Regions from separate parts of the Mus musculus genome. Here region 2 is linked to region 1. Evidence: chromatin loops called from intact Hi-C (ENCODE). Cell type or tissue: left cerebral cortex. All regions are shown on one strand. Each heading gives the region's core, and the rest is flanking DNA. Links, peaks and the distances in the headings are about the cores only. Region 1 overlaps Anks1b (ankyrin repeat and sterile alpha motif domain containing 1B). Region 2 overlaps Anks1b (ankyrin repeat and sterile alpha motif domain containing 1B).

The links. Hi-C counts contacts between places; a loop is a spot of excess contacts. Peaks named below come from ENCODE experiments on the same cell type or tissue, not always from the same donor. Only the 100,000 strongest peaks of a DNase experiment are listed, where the experiment ranks them.
Region 2: it touches region 1 in a loop (2.5-fold over the local background); 2 of 42 quality-filtered maps call a loop at or near these places.

Annotation. Positions count from the first base shown.
Region 1 is chr10:90,669,942-90,680,459 of GRCm38, forward strand. All of the region lies in intron 16 of Anks1b (ankyrin repeat and sterile alpha motif domain containing 1B), which reads left to right. Among named protein-coding and RNA genes, the nearest start is that of Apaf1, 410 kb to the right of the region's middle. In left cerebral cortex, for the core only: a CTCF peak has its summit at 6,050 (motif pointing right); DNase peaks (open chromatin) are centred at 2,477, 4,601, 6,647 and 7,681; H3K27ac peaks cover 7,073 bases.
Region 2 is chr10:90,299,423-90,309,940 of GRCm38, forward strand. It overlaps Anks1b (ankyrin repeat and sterile alpha motif domain containing 1B), which reads left to right. Exons shown (of 27, transcript NM_001359241.1): 11 at 8,147-8,283. Among named protein-coding and RNA genes, the nearest start is that of Anks1b, 430 kb to the left of the region's middle. In left cerebral cortex, for the core only: no CTCF peak of the experiment used is centred there; DNase peaks (open chromatin) are centred at 4,084, 4,653, 5,739, 8,329 and 1 more place; H3K27ac peaks cover 1,533 bases.

The DNA of each region.
Region 1 (10,518 bases), core at 1,660-9,659:
TTCCAGAAGCAGAGCCTTTTATGCTCGGGTCGTCCCTCTTGCTGTAGCTGTATAATGCAGAGAACCTACCATGCTTTGCTTCCCAGCCAGAGTCTGAGCAAATTAACCCTCCAGCTCCCACAGAAGAAAGAGTATAACTCAGACTAGACTCCATAAAGGGCATTTTCTATACATCACCTAAAGCCCCTGACAAATGAGATGACAAATGTGAAATGACTCTGGGCTTTTTAGAGTACCATATAGCTTCCAGGTGATTTGTTGATGGTGATAGTGCTGTTTGTCTTGTAGACATGTCTATCCAGCAGAGCCTCCGTGTCCAACCTCTTGGGTATTGGACCTTTCTCCAGAGCCTGGTGGCCAGTGGCTCAGCTTTTATCTTTCATGTTCAATCATTCTTTTAAGAGTCATGGATGAAAGAAATACATTGATCTCCAAGCCCGGGATTCACTGAACGGGTAAAATTTGATCCTCACCCTCCCTCACAGATCTGCCTTTACACTTGGCAACACGCTGTCTGCCTGCACTGTCTGTCCTAGTTTATTTTTCTGGGCCACTAACATTCTGAGTCTTGGGTAGCAACAGTACAGAGTCCCAAGAGGCTAGAACAAGGAACCAGAACAGAGGAGAACACAGCCCTGTCAAGCAGTGAGGGAACTCAGACATACCCAGATAGCAAAAGAGAGACTCCAGTTCATCACAACAGCACAGACAAGTTTAGCAGCTGAGCTTGGCACACCAGTGCTCTAGACACAGATGGTCTATTAAGTCATAGGTTTCTATGTTTTTACCTGGACAGTGGCATACCACACATATGAGAACCCTTGCCCATATAAGAGTCTACCCCAAGTCTAATCCACATAGCTTCCATATATGTATACTGCTTTCACAGAAAGATTATCCATGTCAGAGTTAGCTCCAACTGTCCTTGACTCCTTAATTTTCAAGAAAGGCAATCAAAGTTACCAAGCAGGCCAGCAAGACGACTCAGCAGGTAAAGGTTCTACTACCAAGCTTGACAACAGCCTGAGCTTGATCCATGAGTCCTACATGGTGGAAGGAAAAAACATTCCACAAAATTGAACTCTGACCTCCACATGCATACTTGGCATCCATGCATAACACACACACACACACACACACACACACACACACACCACACATACACACACACACACCACACACACCACACACCACACACAATAAATAAATGTAAATAAACTTAACCACCAAGCAAGTCTCCCCCCCCCCTCCCTTCCAGGGCATGCTCAGGTTCATTCCTAAAGGATGCTTGGAGCTACAGGTGGACTGCACTACAAGCCCTGCTCAGGTTCCCTCACATCCACAGATGAAACACACACACACATTAGCATAGTTTTGATATGCTTTAGCTCAATGGCCAGGCTCTTCTAAGTCTTCCTCAACTATCATGCCCTTCTTTTCACTCCCAGCTCAGCACCCTAAAACTGCCCTCAACTGTAGTTGCTCAGTTACCTTTAGTCCTAAATTTAGCTCTCTAAATCTGCCCTCGTGCTACCATCCCATGCCCAGTCAGGGAAGAAGCCAATAGCCACTTTGCCTGAGATCTCACATGGCTGATGGCTCTTTCTCCCTCCGAAGTGTGGCAAAATATCTCTCTCTCTCTCCTCCCTTACCTGCAGGAAAACTGGAAGTCCCGCCTATTCCTCTTAGCTCATTGGCCACTAGCATCTTTATTGATTGATCAAGAACCAATTGAAAAACAGGACCTTCAGTGTGCACCTGCAGATTCCTGATCAAAACATCAGAACCACCCCCTACAGACACTGACTACCCTTAACACTGAGTTCTTATTCTTCCTGCTTTCCGTTCATGTTTCTCTTGTTTCCTAAATCCTTCGTCTCTGTATATTCTGCCTGCTCAGAGCTAACTCCCTCCCCACCCAGGTGCAGCCAGGATTCTGTGCTTTTTTCCATGAGATCCCTCATGACCTATATGCCAGATCTCCCTGCCCTCTCCTCCACTTCGTTTTTTCTCACTAGCTCTGCAACATCCTTCCTTAAAACTTTCCCCACATCTCTTCCTGTCAGGACCATCTTTGCTTTGCCTCCTCAGTATGGTCCTTATCTCTCCCACATCCAGTGGAAGTGGTTCATGCTTAGCTCACACCTCTTCACACCCTTCGGCATCCCCGTGCAGTCTCACTCACACAGGCCACCAGCTCTCCATGATAAAATCTATGGCACTCCTGTGTGCGGTGAGTATTGCATTAAGCTCTCCTTGCGTTGTCTCTGTGGCTATACATGACAATTCTCAGCCATTCTTTTCATCTCTCACCTTAATAATCAGATGGTGGGCACTTGGCAAGGATGAGAAGTTTACTCAAGGTCACATTGTTAGTAACTGTGGCAGCCAAGACTCCCATCTGTACTGCTCATGATGCCAAGGTCATGTGACTCCCTGGAATTCTTCCCCAAATTTCAGGTGCTGGTCTACAGTATGTATGTTTCTTGTGCCACAGAATTATCCATATCATTCTGCTGTATGGTGGTTTTTTCCCGTGGCTATTAAAGCTACCACAAAGCCAAATGTCTAAATTAGAAACTTGAGACATTCTCCTACAGATTCCCATTCTCATCTCTATATAACTATGGCAACTGGATGATGGTGGGTTTGACAGAAAGATGCCCACAGATGCAGTTAAGGGAAAGAGAAAATTTTTTTGATGTCAATAAATGTGAACACTTATGAATACACAGAGCAAAAGGCAGTGCAGCATGCTGCCAAATGCAGGTACTAATTCCGTATGAATGTTCCTATGACTACCTTATTTCCACTTATACTTATATGCAAATAAAAGCTATGCTACCAAAAACAAAGAGCTTCAAAATACAACAGTTTGGAGAACACAACATTGGTCTCTAGCACATAACAGTTCTGAAATGAACAGTCTGGGTTTATAAATTGGCTCTTTATTCTGCAATTCTAGAAGGAATCAAGACCTTCGCTCTGTCCCTCTGCCATCCTCTAAATCATGTCTACTCTAGGTGACCCAGGGACTGGCAGTGTTAGCATCACCATAGTGCTTGTGGGAAGTTCAGTACCTCAGAGAGTCCCTCCAACCCAACTCAAGGAGACTCACAAGTCAGCAGGCTGCCATGAGATTCCAACACAGTGAGGACTCCGATGCACTGTTTTTCCCATGTGGTCAGCACTATCCTGTGGGCATTGACATTCCAGAACATGGAAAGATTTTAAAAAGGACTAAAACCTCCAGAGCAAAGAGGGTTACGTGACAAATTTTCATTAGGCTCCTGTTAGGTATAAACCTATCTCATAATATCAGCCCCCAAAAGCTGATGTGTCTTGTGGTCTAATTGAGCAATCGTAAGCCCACCCTTTAGATAGAGGAACATCTGTCTCTAATTGTGTGACACTTCCTGACAGCAGCATCTACCTGATCCATTATTGGTGTTAGGATGTTCCTTATCCCTTGATCTATTTTCCATGCTAGTATCATAGTTCCATTTTAGTAACTTGCTGCAAACTGCTTTTATATTCCTTTAACCACAAATATGATATATACCATCCTTCATTTCCCTTTGTCTGTTATTAGTTGGTTAGTTGATTTTTCTGGGGGTTGTTGTTGTTGTTGCTTAGGGGAGCATTCTGGGGTTGGTGTTGTTTTTTGAGATAGTGTTCCATGTAGACCATTCTGACCTCTAATGTACTATGTGCTGAGGCCAGCCTTGATCCTCCTGCCTCTATCTCCCAGTTCCTGAGATTGCAGATAGCCCACCACTATTCGTAGTTTGTTATCAGTTTTTATTACCTTCCATCTTCTCCTCTGTCCCTTGTCTATGCTGACCAAGCTCCTGAGAAGCAGATAAGAAGAGAGACTAGATACAAGGTCATCCTGTGCAATCTCACTCATACCTGACTTCAGCCTTTACTTGTCATAACGTGACTACAATTGTTTAAATGGCCCTATGAGGAAAGAACTGTGCTAAATTCCACTCATATCATTTCCCTGAATGCCTGACCGTGTTCAAGGATATGCTTGTATCGCTCATGTTACTGCAAATATATATAAATACATTAATAGGTACCAGACCTGAGAATTTCAAACAAAGAGAGATTGAAAAGGAAAAAAGGGCTATAGAGGCCATTTAAACCCTTAAGTCATCTGCTTCACTGGTTTTAAACATTTCTTTTCAAAGTCAGTAAGGCATTTCTTCCTTTTCATACCTACACAAAACATTTAAAATGTGAGTTGCTGGCTGAAGTGGAGCAGGCAACCTTAGAGCCAAGAATGTTTCAGAGCTGAACCCCGGAAGGTCAGGAGTCCACAGAGCCCTTTTGTCCCTATGCTCAACCTGTCTCTCTGATGGGTACAGTACAATCTGAGGCTAGACATATTCCAAGCAACTTTCGAAGGACATGCAGGCAGAACGCAGCAACCAGGAAGGTGTGTGGTAAATGCTTTAGCATATCTGAATTTAGTGAAGACTAAAGTTTGGCTGCTATTTCCATTTTTGGTCCCAGCTAAGGTTTTCCCCAAATTTTGGAATTCAGCGAGTCAAATCCTGCCTTGCTGTGAACCAGAGTTAGGAATGCCTGCTGTCCGCCCACGACTCTGCTTCTCGCATCAGACTGTGCCCGACTCATGCGCATGCTCCACAGTACTGCTGGCCTGGCAGACCCTGGGGCTGTTGCTTCCTAACTGGGTCTCACCAGATGTTCCTGCTAGAAAAAAGCGCTTAACCATCGCTAATTTGAGCAGCAGTTACGCTACTACCTGAAGGGGTTGCCAAAGAGCCAGCAAAGAAACATGGGTGCTGTCTGACCTGTAGTCAGCGTTTCTCCTCGGTTTTACTCTCCTTTGTGTCGTTTTGTAATTGGGCTTATTTGTTTTGGAGTTTTGTTTTTAAACTGGGTAAGTATATCAGACACTAACTTAGAAGTAATTTACAAGTCATGGAATCATAAATTTTGGGAGCTTCTGTAAAACAGAGCTTTGAAGTCATTGGTCCAACCCCTTGACTCTGTAGATACAACACTAAAGCTAGAGAGGGCAGTGTGGCTTGCCCAGGGTCCCGCAGCAGAATCAAGAAGATAGAATTAATTAAAATAGCATTTTATAGTACAGCCTACTATCTAGAATTGGGTCTTGATACATGAAAGTTTAAAATGTTACCAGTGTTAGATCATGAAGAGAAACCCTTAATTCTTATGGCACAGAATACAAAATGTAAGACCCCCACAAATGCGTACCAACGACAATAAATGAGATAGTCCTTTGTTCTCGTCATTTGTCTTCCATGTGTGGCTTAAATAATCCAATCATCCAATTAGCAAGTGCCTGCCATGTGTGAGGAGTTCCGATGGAGGCCTTAGAGACCGCAAAAGTTCCTAAGACCTTATTTCTTCACCAGAGGCAGGGAATCCGGTGAAGTTAATATGCCATTGGTGCTCCCTTGAAAGGGAGGCGGGATTAGAGAAGTCTTGGGAGAGCAGGAAGAAATGGAGTTCCTGCTAAAGAAACCAGGGGACACAGAAGTACAGAGGTGCTAGCTACGCAGAGGACTGTGCCCCCCACAGACAACCTCGTGCAATCAGCATGCGCAATAGAGACCGACTTAACTCGTGCCTGGGTTAAGATGATGCGCAATAAGCTAAGAAGGATACTGCTGCTGCCTTAGTCAGCTTCCTTCATCTTCCTCAGTCCTGCCCCAACCAATTGCCAATAGACTCATGAATTTAAGAGTAGGAGTTAGATTCCACAGGTGCAATTTATAAACACCAAAGGCTTTCAAATAAGCAGTAACTCTATGCAGTCCCTCCTCCCCCATATATCAAAAATTCAGTAGTTGACAACAATATAACAAAAATGTCTTGCTTTTCTTTTTTTTAAGAGTTATTTATTTTATTTTTATGTATATGAGTATGCTGTAGCTGTACAGATGGTTGTGAGCCTTCTTGTGGTTGTTGGGTATTTTGGACCTTTGCAGGCCCAAAGATTTATTTATTATTATAAATTAGTACACTGTAGCTGTCTTCAGACACACCAGAAGAGGGCATCAGATCTCATTACGGGTGGTTGTGAGCCACCATGTGGTTGCTGGGATCTGAACTCAGGAAGAGCAGTCATTGTTCTTACCTGCTGAGCCATCTCACCAGCCCATGTCTTATTTTTCTAACTCGTGAATCTATAGGTCAGCTCTAGTTCCCTCACACTGATTAGACCTTCCTGGGCTCCAATTTTAATTCCAACCTTTGGGTTGAATTTAACTTGTAAGTCTTTATTTATCTCCTAGCACCAGCAGTTATAAAAGTACTCAGCAGGCATGTGTCTTACAGTAATAATTAATGTAAGAATAGACGTGTATACCTACAGGGTAGGAAGAACGCAAAAGAATGGGTGAAACAGGAGTGGAGAGACTGCTAACCACCCATACCATAGGCCAGCATCAATGGAACTGGAAAGTACCTCCAACCACAGCGAGACTCAATGTGGTTCCCCTGGCATAGGGTGCAGAAGCATAATTCCAATACAGGAGGAGAGGAAAGAACTTGGAAGAATAATTCTGTATCCTTGGGTTACCTTGTCACACAAATGTCTAAAAACAGAGCTGTGAGCTCAAAGGGAGAGAAGCAAAGATGTTAGTAGAAGGGAAAAAGGGAGGAAAGAAGACAAGAGAATTGTAATTTGAAGTGAAAAGCTAAGCAGCCAAGGGCAAAAACATATGCAATTTCAAACTGTAGGTGGGTTCCATTTAAAGCAATGGAGCAGGAAGAGGGCTTAAGAGTCATCAGATGGCTAGGGATCCAAATCGTCATGTTAGGCAACTTACACACTATTTCACAAAATATCACAATACTTGGGAGGGGTGTCAATATTACTGGACTTATTTTAGAAAAGAGGGATGTGAGTCTCAAACAGCTCTGTAACTTGCCAAAGATGGACCCAAAACATTAGTAACATTTCTGGGTCTATCAGATTCCAAAGTGCACTTTTGGAAGACAGACTGAGTTAAAAGCCATCTTGGAAACACAATCAATAGGTCGTGTTGCTCTAAGGAGTTATAATGACTCGTTCCTAAGCTCAGAAATCTACTTGGGCAAAGGAGTGAAATCTCCTCACTAGCTAAGAACCATGAGAAACGCTGCTAAGAGCCATGTTCTCAGCTGAAGGTTATAAATGTGTTGTTTTACTTACGTTGATGCTAGCTGTAAGACCTGAGATGGCCTAAAATTTTTACTTTAAATAATGTTTTATAATTCATGAAGATTTCAGTCCTTGAAAAATAAGTCTAGAAATAACCCAAGCACATTGCAGGCACAGAAAATTGTATCTGTCACAAGTATCAACAGTGCCTCGTGTAATTCACGTTTTGGGAGTAGCTAGTAACTCAATGACTGTTGACACGTGCGTGTGCTCAGTCACATCACTAGGTTGTATAGCAGGGTAGTGAGAGACTGGGTTAGTTTCGATTGGCTTTGGATGGTGAACTAGGACCTTTAGCCTTTTCTAATAACAGAATCACTGTATGATCTGTCCCAGGGGTAGATTTCTGAGTCTTGCTAAGGTATTACTGAGAATAAACTGAGCCAAAGGTGGGGGGCAGGGGGAAAGCGGAAGGATTTTGCATTCATTTGTATAAGTGGCAATGAGAAGCTAAGCCGGGTAGTAACAGTAGAAGCAGAAATAAAGGAACAGATGGGACACCTTCTTTGGAAGAAGTTTTTGTGCAGCACAGTAACCACTCTGCATACCATTAAAGATGTGTCAAGTTCATTTCGCAACTTCATTGGGCTATGTAGGCTTCCTCCCTTCAGGCATATAGAGTCTCCATAATTTCTTGGTCATCTGGGCACATATATATATTTTTTTTAGACTTACAATTACCATGAGGGAGGGATTCTAAGAGATTTGTTCTTTGCTGTTTGCATAGCATCTGTCAGAATTAATGCTGAGTACTTGAAGAATAAGCAACTTGTATGGATGCTGCCCTCCAGATGCACACACACCCCTGAACATGCACACACACACACACACACACACACACACACACACACACACCCCTGCACATTCACACACAAACCCCTTTCCAGAGAACCTTCTCCTTTCCATTCTACCCAGCTCGTCTGTCACCCCACCAAAATCCCTTTCATCCTTGCCTCTTTAAGGTAGGTTTTGCGTTACAGGAGGAACCAGATTACCAAGCAGTCCATGAGATTTTAGTGTTACGTTTCCCAGACGCTGCCTTCAATCGAGTTCAGTTGATTCTCTTTGGTACTTCTTAGTGTGAACTTAGATTTATCCAATAATGTTCTCGTTGGGTAAAATACTGAAAATTCAGTTCTAATTCATTTTAAACCTCTAGCTTTATATCCATCCCTTACACACACACACAATCCAATTTTCTTCCAAGAGACTCCCCCTTTCTTATTCTCAATTGTTCGATATCAGGGCAAAAAGAAAGGTACTGGAGAAGAGATGAACTTCCTTGGTCTCCATTAGGCTCACTTTGCAGTTGTCTGGAGGGTAACCCTGGTTACTCGTCTGGCAGTGACCATCAAGTAACCTAAGTGGGACAGGTGCTCAATGACTGGCCTTTCCAAGGAACTGTATGTGAGCGCTTGGGGGACAACTTTTGAAGAACCTTAACACAGTTCTCTGGGAAAAAACAACTGGTTCTTTAAAATTATCAAGACTCCCTTAAGCCTGTCAGTAGTAACCACTGCTGGGTTTGTTGCCTTCTTGGGTGGACTATCAACAGGATGTCTCTGCTAGGCTATTCATTTCAACTCCAGTGTTCCTCTGTCTTCTCTTTCTCCAGTTATTCCATAAGAGAAGTCTCCCTTGTCTTGGGCAAGTGTTTAGATTAGTTCACCCACTTGCTACCAAGCCAATGAGCATGTGCCCTACCCCTGTAGTTTATAATCTACCAAATAGGAAATTGTAGTAGGTGGTTCTGTGTGTCAACTTGACACAAACTGGAGCTATCACAGAGAAAGGAAACTTCCTTGGGAAATGCCTCCATGAGATCCAGCTGTAAGGCATTTTCTCAATTGGTGATCAAGGGGGGGAGGGCCCAGTCCATTGTGGGTGGTGCCATCCCTAGGCTGGTAGTCTTAGGTTCTATAAGGAAGCAAACTGAGCAAGCCAGGGGAAGCAAGCAGTAAGTAACACCCCTCCATGGCCTCTACATCAGCACCTGCCTCCAAGTTCCTATCCTGTGTGAGTTCCTATCCTGGCTACCTTTGGTAATAAACAGCAAAGTGGAAGTATAAGCTGAATAACCCTTTTCCCCCAAACTTGCTTCTTGGTCATGATGTTTTGTGCAGGAATAGAAACCCTGACTAAGTGAGAAAATACTCAGTACGTCTGAGCATCCACTTGGGGTTCTAGTCTCTAGTTTCATATACAACATTCATTTACTTGTAGAAGCCACTAAACTTCATTTTTGCAAACTCTGACTCCATATAATAAATACTGAGCAAGGGCCACATGTGTGCACATGGGTGAATAGCTAAAAGGGGGAAATCAATCAATAGAAAAGCAAACTACAAACATCTGAGGCAACTGAATAATAATGAGTCACACTATAACTTTGATATAGTGGACATTTAAACTCGAGCGTGTTTTTAAGTTAGATTGAGGAGCAGAACAGCAGGAAGGAGTGGAAGGGAGAAAGGCAAGGAGAATCTCAATGGAGGATTCTGTGTGTGACAGAAAGCTAATGATGCCGAGACTAAATATCTGAATCCTGGGTGCCTGAACAAATCTTTCTCTGCTCACAAACCAGACTCATATAGATTTCCATTAATATTTAATCTCCTTAAATTTGATGGAAGAGGAAAACCCATTCTGCACCTTGCCCTGTGGGATACTCCCAGCAGCCATCTCACTGTTGCCTGACGTCAGCTGATGAGGGGGCAGGCTCTCCTGAGGAACCCCAGTACCAGACCCTGCCTTAGCATGCAGGCAGCATAAGTTTCAGAAGTGAGTCACGTCAAAGCCAAGAACCATGAATTCAACTCAGATTTCAAATAAAGAATAAAGGACTTAGAGGACTCTATATAAAATTTTTCAACCCAGAAGTTCTTCCTGCTTAAATTATTTTCACATTCCAATTTAGACTCAGAAACATTATGTTGTTGTCACACTTCTTTGTTCCCCTGAAGTATTAAAAAAAAAAATCTGTATATAGCTGACAAAAAATAGAAGCTTGTCTGCCAGCAAGTTCCCTATTCATGTCTAACATACTGTAGAGCTGAGGCAGAACACATGGTCTTAAAACACTCAGGGCCTCTTTTTAACTGTTCACCACAGCGCTGTGTTTCTCCAGCGTGTGTGCACCACCTACAATACATGTCTTGCATAAGCATGAATCCCTTTGGAACGTTTAAGTCATGCAGTATTTTCACACACTTTGATGTTGCGCATATGAGAATTACCATCTCTATTTTGAACATGCCGTCCCTCCAGCCTTCCGCGCATGGAACCCTGGTAAATCAACCGACATCCCTTGAAAT
Region 2 (10,518 bases), core at 956-8,955, 370 kb before region 1:
ACTTACCCTGCCAACATCATTTCCATTTGCTTTCACACATACGTTCTGGGTTCCAACAAGACTAAGAAATGTGTAGCTCCCTAAAGGACAGTATGCTTTTATGGTTCTGACCATGTGCACATTCTCTTTTCCTTGCTTTGGATGCTTTACTACTAATTCCCCACTCCCGACCCCTTACTCACTCATCTGAACTCCAATACGAAGCACAAATAACATAATTTTATAAGTTAATATTTGTTTCTCTATACTATCCATTGCATAAAAACCCATTTCTGAAAGAAAGGATTTAAAAAAAAATCCTCTCAGCCCTCCAGCCTCTGTAGCAAACATGTTGACTATGCTGTAGATGTTAGGCAAACATCTAACATACTAGTGATCTGTTGTTGCATAGCAAATTATCCTAGAAATTGTGGGTAAAAGCAGCAAGCATCTTTATCTCCCTGGATCAGGAAATGAGGGAGGATTAACTTTTATGCCTCTGGCTGAGGGTCTCTCCTGAGGACACAGTCAGTCTATGGGATAGAACTATAGTCATTTCAAGACTTGACAGAGGGCTGGTGGATTTGTTTCCAAGCTGATTTGTATTGTACTGCACACATTTTAGCTCTTGGTGGATGATTGAACTGATAGCTTCAGAGCTTCACTATCCTACATTGATGTTTGATACAGTTCTTCATGTATGGCTATATCCCTATTTCCTCAGCACAAGCAATCAGAGAGGTGGAGAACCCAAGAAGACACATCTCAGAGAGAATCTAGTGGTTTTTAATAACTTTTTTCCAGAAGTGATGTATGTATGTATGTATGTATGTATGTATGTATGTGTGTGTGTGTATACATACACAGCCTGAAGATCAAGCTTGGCTTTTAATTATGTGGGAAGAATATTCATATTCATTATGAATATAGGCATCTATACCAAATAACACTGATGGCAATCATTTCCACTTCAAATACTTAAGTCAAGGGTAAATAGTGTATAACTCACTCCCTTCCCCCCTCTCTTCCTCCCTCTCTCTCTCCCTTCCCCCGTCCCTTCCCTCCCCTCCCTTCCTCCTTTCTCTATCTCTCTCTTTTTCCTGTGCGTTTCATCATTCTTCTGGTTCAAGTGAAGTATCTGCCATTCTTGGCAGCAGTTCAGGTGGAAGATGACTATATGACTAAATAACTACATATGGTTATTTAGTTATATAACTATAACTAACTATGGATCCACTGTTTGTTTTCCTAGATAATTTTTATTGAGGACCTACTATGTACTATGCAATGAATTTTATACATACATGTCTCACTTATCCTTATAACACTACAATAAAAGCATCATTTCATATATGAGGAAACAGATTAAATATAGCAGGATATCAGCATAGATTTGTCTAATCCAGAATTCTTTATACAGTCTCCCCTGTTCTTAGTACTTCTTCTAAAAATAACTTTCCTGAATTCTGCAAATATTCCCATTTCCCTTCTATTTTTTTCTTTTGCTCTTCTTCTGTGTCTTAGAATGACCTTCCCTGTCATTTCTTTCTGCATAAAGTTTACAGATACATCATAGAACATTTGAAAAATTATTAATATAGTAACTGTGCATATTATTGGGTAACAATATAATATTTCAATACATATAGTGCATAATGATCGAAGAGGGTAATTGACTGTCCTTTCAAACACATGCCATTTCCTTCTGTTGGGGACGTGCAGATTTCTCTGCACTAGCTTTCTGAAGGATACAATAAATGACTGTCAGCTTAGGTGATACCAGCTACACTTTGTATTGATTCATCACCTGCTCCCTTCCCTCATCCAGCAAAACCTCTGATAACCACTAACCCCACGCTACTTCTAGACGATCAACATTTTATCTTCCACATAGACGTTACACTTTGCAATATTTGTCTTTCAGATAAACTTCTACCTCTTGCTATCCTTCCCAAAATCCCCAACTGGAAGAAACCTCAATCTCACTTGTCAGGTGTTTAGCATCTAGTGTCATCCTTTGTGTCCTTGAACTGTCATTCAATACACGCCAGAGAATGGTGTAACAGATGCAAGGCCAGAAAACTGCACAGGGACTATTTTCTATTAATCAGATATTTTTCTTGTTAAATATCAAATAAATTTCCACTATTTCTAAGCTTCCCAGTGTGGAGGAGAATGACAGTTATACCAAATTACATATTATGTAGTAATTTAATCTGAATAGAGTCTCATTTCTACCTGAAATTCTAGGTATACTTGGCAGTTTCCTTAGGCAAACTTTTCCCACCTTATTTAATTTTTACTACCAACTGCAGGTAGAACATAGAAAACTGTCTTGGACATGGGCTTAATATTGCAACATCCACCAGATAACTGAATAAATAATGTATCAAGGTTCTTTTAAGATAAAATTAATTTCCCAAGGTTTTATATATAGGCTAGAGTAATTAATGGTTCTCAGCCTGTGGGCTGAGATCTCTTTGGTGGTCCTATATCAGATATCCCTCTATACTAGTTATTTACATTATAATTATAATTCATAACAGTAGCAAAATTACCATAATGAAGTAGCAGCAAAAATAACTATATGGTTGGGGGAGGTCACCATAGCATGAGGAACTATATTAAAGGTGGCAGCATTAAGAAGGTTGAGAACCGCTTCTCTAGAATACCCTATACTTGGTTGCTTTTTTTCTGGAAAGAGTAAACAGAGAATTAGAGAAGGCAGAGCATCTCTGAGTTGTTTAGAACATCCATGGGGCATAGATTTTGCTTTGCCCATCTTGTCTCACTTAGTATTCCTTAAAGAATTTTCTTAAAGGATTCACACAGAAGATAAGAGAAAGTGTGTCTACATGATAAACGATGCAAAAATCAATGCAGTATAAAATCAAAAGGGACAGCTCACAGATTCAGAAAATGAAGATTCTCACATATACTTGTGGTTTCTAAGTAGTTCAATCCATGATTACTCAGTGTTTTGTATTTTATATTAAACTATTTAAGAAGCAGTGAAGGATCTTTAGGTTTATGCTTTGTATGGAGTTATGTTTCAGTATGGAGTCACTCCTTTCAAACAATGAGTGAGGTATTGAGTAGTTTCTATGATGGTTAAATTTATGCCAACTTAACTGCCCATAGAATGCTCACACTTGGCAAAATGTTTTTCTGGTTTTGTCTGTGAGGTCGTTTGTAGATGCCCTCAACATGTGAATGGTAGACTGAACAAAGGGATTTATTTGTCTTTCCTCATGTGTGGAACTCATCCAGTCGATGGACGAAATAAACAGAGCAAACAGGCTGAACAATGGGGGCTCCCGACTGTTGGGTTGAGCGTGAGAATTTGTGTTTGCTGGATTCGAGAGTTAGGCTGAAATCTTGGCCCTATGCAGATTTGAAATATATTAGCCTTTGTAGTAGAACTTAGCCTATAGCTTTCTTGGTTTTCTGTGCTCAGGACTCAAAGTAGACCTGCATGCTGGCTCCTCTGAGTTTCTAGTTAACAACTACAGATCTTGAGACCTCTCTGGCTCTGTGATCTTCTGATCCAGTTCCTGACGGGGCACTCTTTGCATGTTTAGACATTTCTGGCTCATTTTCTCTGGAAAACCCTGACAAAACAAGGCCTCAAGAGACTATCTCTCATTTCTGGAACCAAATCTTATCTATACTAATCTGTGTTAATAAATAAAAGATATTATCTCAAATCTACTCCAAGTACTCATGACCATTTCTGCAGATATGTGATGTATAAACATTTCTACTTATTTTCGTACTTTTTCTATGGAATTTGTTTCATCTTTTACACTTTAACTATGATATTTAGTTTGATAGCAGAAAAAGAAACGTTTATTAAACTTTTATAGACCTAACTTCAGATAGGTTAGTTGTCTTTCATTTTATCTATATACATAGACTACAGAAGATAATCTTTAACACCTCTCTCTCTCTCTCTCTCTCCCTCTCTCTCTCTCTCTCTCTCTCTCTCATAAAGAACACAGTCAGCAGAAAGGTTTGCTAAACCGTCTGGCACACAGGCATGCTCTTCACAGATTTCAGCATCAGAGCTTGAATGCAAATTTAGATGCTGTTTTGAACTAATGTGTGCTGGAAGAAAGAGAATGAATTACATTTAATGCTATAGGTTTTTGCTTCAACAACCTGAGTGAAAACATAAAATGGCTGTAGGCATGAACAGTGAAAGTTAAGTGGTGCTGAGAACCAAAGCCACAGAAGATCACTACAGGCTCTAGTACTGTCACTATCAGACACAGACTTTTTTCCATGATTTATTTTTTTAAATTCACTTTACATTCTGATTGCACCCCTGTATCCTCTCAACACCCTGCCCTTACAAATCTGTCTCCCCATTGCTCCCTTCCCTTCTTCTCAGAGAAGGGGAAGCCCCTCCTTGGGTACCACCCCACTGTAAGGCATCCAGTCACAGCAGGGCTAGGTACATCCTCTAAGGCTGAGGCCCAACCAGGCAGTCCAGCTAGGGGAAGGAAATCCGATAGCAGGCCACCTTGAGTCAGAGACAGCACTGAAGACCACATCTGCTACAAATGTGCAGGGGGCCTAGGTCCAGCCCCTACATGATCTTTGGTTGGGTTCAATTTCTGTGAGCCCCCATGGGCCCAGGTTAGTCGACTCTGTAGGTCTTCGTGTGGCAGACATGGACTTTTTAAAACATGTTCTTTGTCCTGTTCATCCATCCCCAGGCATCTGTTCACTTTCCTCCATGTGAAGAAGTGATGAGTGTCTGCGATGACTCATGAGCTAATTATCCAGTCCGTGCCCATTGTCCAGGGATACTGAAATATCACTGTGTACCTTATAAATGTGTACAGTTATTACATGCCAAATTAAAATAGTTAAAAACTCTACCTAAACACATACACTAAAGCAATGTATACTTGCCACTTTCAAGTAAATAAAGACCAACCTTAAAAGATGTGGGGAGCAGAACAATATTAACAATATTAGAGATATTTAGTAATATCCCTAATATTGGATGTTTAGTAATAAATAACTACGAGACTTAGAATTTAAAAGTATAGTTGAAATTAGTAGTTTGTCAGAGCTCTAGGTACAGCTGAAGAAAGAAAAAATTATCTGGAAAATAAATATAAGAAGCTATTCTGAGTGCAATACAGAGACAGCATGAACAATAGCACATGGAAAATGAATTAGTAATACTAATAATGATAATGCTAAGCATTCTAGCTAATATAATTTCATTGGAGTCTAAAAGGCACCAGAAAAAGGGCAGAAGCAGTATTGGAAGCAATAAAGAAAGGAGAGAATGTTTGAACAGCCTTGCTCATGGCTATGGATACCAGCTATATACTCTTAGGACTTCAGGCTAGGACCTTAGTCATCTTTAATTTCTTTCTTTCTCTATACATATTCAATATATCACAGAACTATTTTTGAAATGAAAAATTATCTATTGGCAAAACTGATGTTTTAGACTACACTGGATAGATCCACAGGAAACTAGTTCCCCTGTGTGTGTGTCTCACACCCACTCTCAGCATCCCTCACTGGAATACAGGAAACTCCCATAGTTCCCCTGTATGTGTGTCTCACCCACTCTCAGCATCCCTCACTGTAATACAGGAAACTCCCATAGTTCCCCTGTGTGTGTGTCACCCACTCTCAGCATCCCTCACTGTAATACAGGAAACTCCCATAGTTCCCCTGTGTGTGTGTCTCACCTACTCTCAGCATCCCTCACTGTAATACAGGAAACTCCCATAGTTCCCCTGTGTGTGTGTCTCACCCACTCTCAGCATCCCTCACTGGAATGGAGCATTTGCAGTAAGAGATGAGCCTGCATTGCAGAGTTTACAGTTTAGTGTAGGGCTCACCTTTGGAGCTGCACATCTTTGATGTGGATGGATGTATAATGAGATGTATCCACCCACATTATGCCTACAGGATATACTTTCTCTGCTCTAAAAGTCCTCTGTGTTTTGCCTATTTGCCCATTCTTTTCACAGACCCTGGCAAGACTCTTTTATGTCTATCTTTATGATATAGCATGATGCTTGACACATAGGTGTCCCTGACCCATTTTTTTTAAGTATGGTTGAATGAATGGTAAGAATGAAAGCTGAAAGGAGAGAATCAAACAACTTGCTTTTATCCTGCTAAATAATGATTTTTTGATTTCAATGTTTATCTACTCAGAATATTGCTCCACTTATCCTGGGATGCCAGTAAGTTCACAGCATCTATTAAATTTAAGAAATGTGCTCTGGATCATACAGAGGTCCGAGGTCCCTGCACAAATATAGCAGAGGTCTTCCTGGTCAGTGGGAGAAGATGTGCTTAAACCTCAAGAGACTTGAGGCCCCAGGGAAGGGGGAGGTATGGGGGGAAGCACCCTCTCAGAGGTGATGGGGAGGGGGACTGGGATGAGGAACTATGGAAAGGGGGACTGAGAGGGGGCAGCTACTGGAATGTAAATAAATAAAAGAGAAGAGAAGAAAAGAAATGTACCCTGGAAAATTCAAGGTTTTTTGTGTGTTTTTTTTTTTTGTTTTTTGTTTTTTTTTTTTAATGAATGACCATTTTATCTAAAGGTGCCTCATTTGAATTTTTTGTCTCATTATTCCCCAGTGAGACTATAGTGTGTGTGTGTGTGTGAGAGAGAGAGAGAGAGAGAGAGAGAGACAGAGAGACAGAGAGACAGAGACAGAGAGGGAGAGACAGAGAGAGATATTGTTGTGCGTGTGCTTATACAGATGTGTGCTAGTGATATATGCTCATATGCACACATACATGCATGTTAAGACCAGAGATTCTCTTCCAGTTTCCTCCTTAATCACTTTCCTCTTTCCTTTTGAAACATGGTCTCTTACTGAACCTGAATCTCTTTTATTTGGCTAAGCTGGTTGGTGAGTGATCTGCAGGAACCCCTTTTTCCCCCCAGGGCAGGGATTACAGATGCATGCCATTACCCCAGCTGTTACACAGATGTTAGGGATCTGAGATCAATCCTCATGCAAAAGCAGCAAGCACTTTACTGACTAAACCACCTCCTAAGGCTCTGAAATATAATTTTATCTGATGGACACAGTTTTAGGGGGGATTAATATCCTTTCTTTTTATGAACAAAGTGCCTTCATAAATTATTTCTTTTTACTTGGGATTGTAAGCAATGATCATAGAACAGAGAAACATGTTTATCTATAGTAAATACAGTCTTAGTCTAAGTTGTATCAGTTTATATGTATGGGACATAAAATTATTGGGACAGAACTGAAAGCATAACAGAAGTGAACATCTTGAGGATTCACATTTGCAGTGATTTTCATTCAAAGCTATGAAAGATTGTGGTTTATTATTAAGCAGATAAACTTCCTGTTGTGCTAACCAATATTATATTATTTTCTATCCATTTCAAAGAGTTTCACATATTTCTAAACTGTTCCTTGGATATTATTTTATTTGGGTTTACATTAAAAAGGGAAATGTAGAATTCCAAGTTATTCTTTTAAAAGTTTTTATTCTCCTCTCCCCCTCCCCCCCCCCAAAGCAGAAAACAGAAGGGAAGTTCATTTAGATCCTGAAATTTCATTCATTTTAATTTTGAACATAGTGGTTTATATGATTGCCTTCTAGGGATAATAGTGTTTGTTTATGTCCTATACAAATGTCAGGTTTGATTTTTAATTAAAAGTTCTGTGATCTAGGGCTATCTGGGCAAAGTTATCTTAGGGGCTTGAGTTTGGATTTTAGGAATCAAGTAGATATGAAATTCCTACATAATAAAAATGGGCTTTCAATAGAAAGATTGGAACTTGTTGGCCAGTTTCATCATTTCAAAACTATTAATTTTCAAATAAGGAGATGGCCTTTCATATAGTGATGATGGTGGTATTAGGGGCTGTGGAGGATGATGTCATTATAATAAACTGAATATTGCTCATTCATTCAGGAATTACACTACAAGCATTAATATTCACCATCTTGAAGGAAAACAGAACAATCAGTATTTTTAAATAAAAAATACACCACTGAGCATAGTCTTAATTATGATATTATAATTGATATCAGCTTTAAGTTGAAATATCATCTCATGTTCATGAAAATAATTTCAAGTCTTGAGGGGTAAACTGACTGATTAAGTTCATGGCAGTTCTATTTTTGTTCACAGATAATGCCTCTGAGGTAGCAATTACTGCTCCAGGAACTAGTCACCATAGAAACAGCTCTACAGGCCCAACACCTGACTGCTCACCTCCATCCCCAGATACTGCCCTAAAAAATATCGTAAAAGTTATCCGACCTCAGGTAAGTAAGTACCCAGGAGGACATTGCCTGCTCTGTAACGCTTGGTTGCTTGGTTCTGAACTAATACGTGTAAAACACTGTACTTCAATGCTGGGGCTATTATGTAATATAGAATAGATTTTTTTACATTAAGAGAAAGAGATTCCAAATAGGCTGTTTGCTTCCTATGAAGTTCATAATAGACACTGCACTCTCTATTAGCTCTTGGAAAATGAACTTTTATATTATGAGAGGGATTCAATGAAGCCTGGAAAAATGGCTGTTTCACATTTTCCTCTGAGCATTTATGAGGCTGTGGTTGTTGATCTGCTACTGTGTTCTGAAGCTTTCTGTGGGCACACTGTTTGTGCTGGTTTTTCTATCCCCAACCCCAGTGAGCTGATGCAGTTGCTCTCCATTGCCCCACCCCTGTGTTGGGTACCACACTACCCAGTCTCTGTATTGTCCTCCGGGGTTCACGGTCTTGGTAATCTGCCTTTACCTTTTGTTCTTTTTCCCATTCCTGTCACTTGCCTGAATGTTTTCCCCCCTCATCCCCCTTCTCTTTCTGTCGGATTTCCCAGTAGGCGGTTTGCAGGCAAGCTTTAGAAATATCATTGGGACAAGCTGTTCTGTGATATTTCATTGAAAATAGCACTTATAAAGCTGTTTGCATTATATTTTTGCCAACAGATGGACCTAGAACATGGAATTGGTGGTGTTCTCAACCTGGCTCTTTCTGAATGGGCTTCATAAAATCCAAGAGAGGGGGTACTTAGGATCCAATCAATGCCTTTCTGCATTGCTGAGACACAGAACACGAATAGACCCAGAAGCCAGGCTGCAGTGCAGTCATATCTATGACTATGCAAGCAACAATTGCTTTAATAAATAGCATTCTTTCTTATAACTTGCTTTAGATTATTTTATGACAGTCTCATTCTCAATAGCATTTCAACTCCATATCCCAGTGTAGTTTGTAGAAGGCTTTTGTATAAATGATTTCATTTAAACATCATTGATTCCCAGGGAAGTTGTAGGCTGAAGTTGAAACATACTGGGGTTCTAATGGGTTGAAACTGGCTACCTTCTAGGGAGCTCCTTTGCTTTCTTTTACTATAACAGCTATTTCATCCAGTCCTATTCAGTGATTAAAATCTCCTCAGGAGACTGTGTGAGTCATCTTTTTGACAACCTAATGTACACATGTAGCGTTGTTTAGGCACAGGTTACGTTATAATACCTCAGTCTGCAGAGTAAGAAAATGTTTTCAAGCATCCCACCTCAGTCTACTTGGTCGAAGCAAGAAACACCAAACCCGGATTCCAATGGTGGGTGCCACACTTGTGCTCACTGCTTCTCAGTCTCTATCCAAGGGCTTTGGTATGGCTATGTACTTAACACAATTCCAGCACTTACATTAAAACCATTTGTTCTTATGCACATATCTAAGATGCTGTTCAACATATGTTATTAAAATACATTATTAAATATTCGTTATTTTTAATCATGATATAAACCATCTAATTTAAATTTTCTTAGTCATTCCTGAATGAAAAACAGATTCTTGAGAGATACTGGGTAAGGATTCCCCACCAAACGAGAGGAAGAATTAGTCTTCCCCAGGGATTAGACCCCTAGTCAGTTATCCAGCACCAAGTGATCCACCCTGAAATGATTTACATGCAAGCAACAAGATGTGAAAGCAGCACATTGCATACAGATACAAACACACACACACACATATGGTGTGTTACAACAATAATTATTCAAAAATAGGAGATAGATTTCAGGGGGCTTAACAGAGATTATGGGAGGGTTGGAGGGACAAAGGAAAAAATGCTATAATTATCTTTTAGCGAAAATTAAACAAAATCCAAAACTTTTATCAGGCATGGGTGGTACACACCTTTAATCCCAGTACTTGAGAGGCAGAAGGATCTGAGGTCATGGATAGCCTAGTGAATTTCAGACCAGCATGAACTACACAGTAAAACCTTGTTTCAAAAAAATAAAAAGTAATCTCTACTTATTAGTTCAGGATGGGATATTTGAAAACTTTTAAGAAAACTAGAGCTAGCAGAAATTGTACCTTGAGTCTACTCCTGTTCTGTTCCCCTTATGATTCCTGGGGCTCATTAGTCCTCAGTCATTGTAGACAGAAATATAAAATTCACATGGACATAATCATGAAAGAATAACGGGTTAAGATTGTTCATTTATATTCTTTTTCCCTCATTTTTTCCTTTTACTGAA